Regions from separate parts of the Homo sapiens genome. Here region 2 is linked to region 1. A link is a loop called in an ENCODE intact Hi-C map of the cell type or tissue named here. Cell type or tissue: gastrocnemius medialis. All regions are shown on one strand. Links, peaks and the distances in the headings refer to the core of each region. The heading gives the core; the rest is flanking DNA.

Region 1 (2,903 bases), core at 315-2,814:
CTTTATCTTTAAAAGCAATTAGTTTAGTATTTTCTGAAATCCTAAATTGAATAATGGTGCAGCATAATATTAATAATTGGATATTCATAATTAAGACTGAGTCATTAAAATGTTAAAACTACATATGTCTATTTTAGAAGGCAAACAGTAATGTCAACTATTTTAAAATGTTTTCTGAATCTTAAGGGTAAGATGAGACTTTAGGTTTTAAGGGATAAAGTCATCTGTGTGTATGCTCAGCAATCCCTGTTGGTTTTGAGCCACCAGTTATATAAGTTCATACGCCTCATCTCTATGCTTAAATAGGCTGTATTAAGTATACAGTTCAACAAATAGTGTGTGCCTGCCACATGCCAAGCACTGTGCCACATGCTATAAAGATAAAGACATAAGTAGTGATTCATCCATTGGAGGAGATGGCTGAAAGAAGGCATGTAATTTCCAACATGCTTCGTGGTAATCAAGTGATTGAGAAATTCAGGGAAGGCATCTTGGAGAGGTGATATCTGGGCTGAGTTGAAGGATGAGCCTTAGCTATGTCTGGTTTCCTCCTTGAGGGGAAACTGTTGAAATTTCGAAAAGAGGGAAGGATATGTTTGCATAGCCCCTTCCTTTCCCCCCTACAATGTCCAGCTTTGTTCCTACTAAAGTGAATTGTTGGAGAGAGAAGTAGAGCAATTGCCAGTCTAAGAAAAAAAGTCAGTGTTTCCCTCCACACTCAAAGAAGTGTAATTTCTATGAATACACATGCCTCACCCTTTAAAAAGTCAAGATAGTTTTTTTTTTTTTTGAGATGGAGTTTCGTTCTTGTTGCCCAGGCTGGAGTACAGTGGCATGATCTCAGCTCAGCTGCAACTTCTGGCTCCCAGGTTCAAGCGATTTTCCTGCCTCAGCCTCCCCAGTAGCTGGGATTACAGGCACCTGCCACCATGCCTGGCTAATTTTTTTGTATTTTTTTTTTTTTTGAGATGGAGTCTTGCTCTGTTGCCCAGGCTGGAGTGCAGTGGTGTGATCTCAGCTCACTGCACCCCTGCCTCCTGGGTTCAAGCGATTCTCCTGCCTCAGCCTCCCGAGTAGCTGGAACTACACGCGGGTGCCACTATGTCCGGCTAATTTTTTTTGTATTTTTAGTAGAGACAGGGTTTCACCGTGGTAGCCAGGTTGGTCTCGATCTCCTGACCTTGTGATCTTCCTGCCTCGACCCCCCCATCGTGCTGGGATTACAGGTGTGAGCCACCGCGCCCAGCCAATTTGTTGTATTTTTAGTAGACATGAGGTTTCACCATGTTGGGCAGGCTGGTCTCAAACTCCTGACCTCGGGTGATCCACCCGCCTCGATCTCTGAAAGTGCTGGGATTACAGATGTGAGCCACCGCGCCCGGCCAGGACAGTGTTTTTGAGTGAGTAGTTTTTGCTGATCATGTTGCCACCCTTGACTCTGGAGGTGAAGAACTCAACCTGGGGAGTCAGATCTGATACAGTTAGTGGCTGCAACTGCTCTACTCACTTCTGCGCGTGTTCTCAGAGGAAAGGGCTGTGTGGTGTGTTGCTGCCAGAATTCCAGAGATGTTCTCTCTGGCATGGCAGGACATGTTGTACTTATCTGAGGTGGGCAGCTGTCCAGGAATCTAAGGACTTTTAAAATAGTGCTGTAGTGTTTATGTTGTTCTTTTAAAAGCCCTTCATATTGCGTTTACTTCTCTACATGTATTCTTTTATCAGATCATTGAGTTTCATCCCTAGCCTAAAATGGTTGCCCAGTTTCTCAGGATTCTGGCAAATAAGGGCAATTGGTTGAGACCCAGAGGTTCAGGAAAACTGCGGGGAAGCGGGAGTGCCAGGAGAGAGAAGGTGGAGCTTGCCTGATGGTGCACAAAAGGTGCCTGAGATGGAGCTGTTCCGCCTCCCTCTCATCCTGGGGGTGCTGGGGGCAGACTGGGCTGCTAAGGAGATGTGAGGAAGTGTCTTGTCCACGGCTGCACCCCTTTCCCCATTTGGGCAGGAAAGCCCTTTGCCTATGCAGACTCTTCAGGCTTTTGAGACCCTTTTCTTTTTCTGTTGTTTTTCTCTACCACAGACTTTACCCTTGTGAAAATACCAGGCCAGGGATCACTTCCTGGGTGACCTGCCCTGACCTTTTGCCCCTATAGGGAAGGTACTAAGCTGCTGCATACCAAAGGCTTTTGTTAGCATTTAGATGGTCGGTCACAGGCAAGACGTGATGCCTGCTCTCTCAGCCCTGGCCTGTGCTTTACTGCACCCCCTTCTCATCATCCTTTCATGCTCTCAAATCTCCTCCATAAGTTTTTGGACTTTTGACACGGATTTTTGTTCCAAACTATTAGGTTGGTACAAAAGTAATTGCGGTTTTTGCCACTTTTTTTTTAAATGGTCAAAACCACAATTCCTTTTTTTTTTTTTTTTTTTTTTTGATGGGGGGAGCCTTGCTTTGTCTCCCAGGCTGAAGTGCAGTGGTGGGATCTTGGCTCACTGCAACCTCTGCCTCTCATGTTCAAGTGATTATCCTGCTTCAGCCTCTTGAGCAGCTGGGACTATAGGCACTTGCTACCACACCCAGCTAATTTTTGTATTTTTAGTAGAGACGGGGTTTCACCTTGTTGGCCAGGCTGGGCTCGAACTCGTGATCTCACGTGATCTGTGCGAATTGGTCTGCCAAAGTGTTGGGATTACAGATGTGAGCCACCGCACCCAGTTGAAACCACAGTTAACTTTTGCACTTACCTAAATATTTTTTAAAAAGTGTTTCAGAGTATTACTAAAAGAATGTATGATGGTTAAAATGAGTTAAATGCATTCCACCTTTTAGGAGCAAATATGCTATTCTTTCTTTAGTATGCCCTAGGGCACTTGTCATCAAAGTATGGTCCCTGGTCCAGCATCAC
Region 2 (2,903 bases), core at 103-2,602, 620 kb after region 1:
CTGGATCTCAGCTTCTTGCAAAATCTAGGTTAGAACCGTGCAGGGGCAGCCGCCGCGATCACTCGCCCGCCACCCAGCACCCTTGCCCCAGGGCCGCCAGCGGGCAACTCGTCTCCTGCCCGCATCCCACCTCCGCTCGCCAACCCGCGCCCTCTGCCCTGGGCGCGCAACCTGCCTTGCCCGGGGCCGCCCCTGCGCTCTCCGGACCCCCTCTCGCCGCTGTCAGCGCAAAGTGACTGTCGCTGCACTCACCTTTTCTAGGACATGGTGGGGAGGCTGGGGCGGGGGAAGGGGAACGGCTAGACTCCCGCCGCCGCTGCTGCCGCCGCCACCAGCAAGTCCAATATTGGCTGATCGGCGGTGAGGATGGAGAGGATGATAATCCCGGCAGTGGCAGTCGCCCTGCTGACGGTGGGTAGAGCAATAGTGCTGTTACCCTACAAGAGGCGGCGAGGCAGCGGCGCCAAATCGCGCAGAGGGGGACGCGGGCACCCGCCCGCCCCCAGCGGCGGCGGCCGGGCCTCTGGCGGGCCCCTCTCCCGGGGCTGCGCGTCCGCTCGGCGTTGACAGCGGCGTCCCTGGGAGCCGGGAAGTCCGGCAGGAGGATCCCGCGCCCGCCGCTCCGCAGCGCCACTCTCCGCGCCCCCTCCCCGGGCCCTGGGTGGCCGGTGACAGCTCCGGCGGCCGAGCGCGTGTGTGAGGGGGCGGTCGCAGGGGGAGCCTGCGCCCCCCTCCCCGGGTCACGCCCTCACGAGCGGGAGGAGGCGGCACCGCGTCCGGCCACCCGCGGGTGGGAAACGGGCAGGGGCGCCGGCAGCCGCCCTCCCACTACGGCCACTGACAACCTGGAGGCCAAAGGAAAACTGAGCCCAAATGCACGCACCCCCTTCAGCCCTGCCCGCAGCCCTCCAAAGTCCGGCCCTGACCTCGCGCCCGGCTTCAGGTGCAGTTCCCACCTGCGGGGGGAGGCGAGGGCTGGGGACCTCGCGCGGGGGGCGGGAGGGAAAAGTTTTCTTTTCCTGCTCCTCGGCTGCCCACCCCGCCAGGCTGCTCCTCTCCCCGCCCCTCTCGGGCTCGCCGCGCCTCTGCCCCACCCCCGCCGTGGGGGGGCGCCGAGGAGGGAGCGGGCGTCTGTGCGCGGAGGCGTGCGGGGAGCTGGCTGGGGCGCTGCGGTCGCGACCGGTCCCCTCGCTCTGACGGCGGCTCAGACGCCCGCGGAGGCGGCTCGGCGGGGCAAGCCGAGGAAGGGGCCGAGAGCCGGGACCCCTCCTCCTCCGCTCGCGGCGCGCCGCGCGCCCCCGCGTCTCCTGGCGCGCCCCCGCGCCCTCGTGCCCGCTCGGGCAGACACCTACGCAGACGCGAAAGTGAAAGGGGGGCGACTGGGCCCGGCAGGCGGGCGGCCGGCGGCGCGCGGGCACGCGGCAGGGGACAGAGGATGGATGGGTGAACCCGGATCCCGGGATTCTCCCGCGCCCGCTGCCCCTCTGCGGAGCCTCCCCGGAGTCCCACGCCCCCACCCCGGCCACGGAGATCACCACGTCAGGAGATATGTATGCGTGTGCATGTGTGTGCGCGCGTGTTCACGCGCGTGTGCGAGGTACGCTTCTGCCCCAGACTCTTCCCCCGCACCGTTACACACACCCTTAGATGGAAGATTGGGGGTTTGGGAGGGGGGAGAAGTGTGAGTGTCACTACCAGTTAACCGGCTCCCCTGCTGTGGTCCCTTTTGACTCAGTTAAACCCCACCAACTGACCACACACACACCCCTTTTCTGGCTTAACACTCCTTTTTCTGCAGGCTCTATTGCCCCCTTCCACCCCCGCCCTTCTTTGGGTTCTTTCCCGTTTTATTCCTAAATAGCTGTGAAAGTTGCTAATCCCTTCCCACATAGACCCGTGTTAAACACCGAGGTGCCCTGTTAAAACAATCACTGCCTTTCTCCTTCCACATTCCCACTGTCCTGACAGCGAGCTTCCCATTGCCTCCATCACCTACACAGTTTTGGCACGACTCGGTTCTTAGCTGGCTCAAGGTAACAATTTGGCCTCTAGTAAAACAACCTTTTGGCTTTTCTTATTTGTAGGAAAGGCTTCTAGGTTCATATTTACTGCATTCTTAAGGTATATCTTAAGATGGTGATCAAGAAAATATTTACGTATCAGATATTTTGAAAAATAACATTCAGTGAGTTTTAAAAAGAACCATTTGGAAGTGTACTGATGTCTGCAAACTAATTTGGAAGTGCGTGCATCAAAAATAAAATGCAGCAACATTGGTGGATTGATAAAATGGACAGAAGGATGGATAGATATGTGATAAAACATGTTGATAATGCAATATTAATAGTAGAATATAAGTGCTAAGTATACAGGTGTTCACTGTAAAGTTCCTTCAGCTTTTTTGTGTGTTTGAAATTTTTCATAACACAATGTTGGATAAAAAGAACCCCCCCACTTAAGGTAACCTATATAATGTAAATTGTTTCCAAAACTTACAAATTGGGCATTGATTATTGTTTCCTCCTTTACAAAATGATTTTCTATAACAATTCTTAAGCTAGGTACTCCCACCACTATTTTAATCAATGATTTCAATTAAGGACAATTTGATCAAATTAGGGTGTACAGTGGGGTTATTATAACTGCAACATTTTAGAAATTTATAAGGTTTCTTCCTGTGTTTCTTTTGTCCATTTTATACATACACACACACACACACACATACACACACACACACAAACTGTTCTCAAATTTTCATCTTCCCTGCTTTTAAAACAGTTTGGTATTACAAAGCTAAGATTGAATTTTTAAGCAGATATGGATATTCTTTTGAAACTTTTTCACAAAATAGCTTGTGGGGAGTCCATTTGCCCTTATTTACAGTATCAGCTTATCTTACCCCT

What was found. Peaks named below come from ENCODE experiments on the same cell type or tissue, not always from the same donor. Only the 100,000 strongest peaks of a DNase experiment are listed, where the experiment ranks them.
Region 2: a loop joins it to region 1, with 5 times the contacts of the local background. A loop is called at or near these places in 2 of 110 quality-filtered maps.

What each region holds. Positions count from the first base shown.
Region 1 is chr4:147,828,105-147,831,007 of GRCh38, forward strand. All of the region lies in intron 3 of ARHGAP10 (Rho GTPase activating protein 10), which reads left to right. Among named protein-coding and RNA genes, the nearest start is that of MIR4799, 47 kb to the left of the region's middle. In gastrocnemius medialis, for the core only: no CTCF peak of the experiment used is centred there; DNase peaks (open chromatin) are centred at 367, 1,527, 1,917 and 2,194; H3K27ac peaks cover 2,500 bases.
Region 2 is chr4:148,444,274-148,447,176 of GRCh38, forward strand. It overlaps a transcript of NR3C2 not described here. Among named protein-coding and RNA genes, the nearest start is that of NR3C2, 3.3 kb to the left of the region's middle. RefSeq lists an enhancer at 275-364 and silencers at 525-574, 1,335-1,474. In gastrocnemius medialis, for the core only: a CTCF peak has its summit at 1,097; DNase peaks (open chromatin) are centred at 318, 1,068 and 1,398; H3K4me3 peaks cover 1,896 bases; H3K27ac peaks cover 2,133 bases.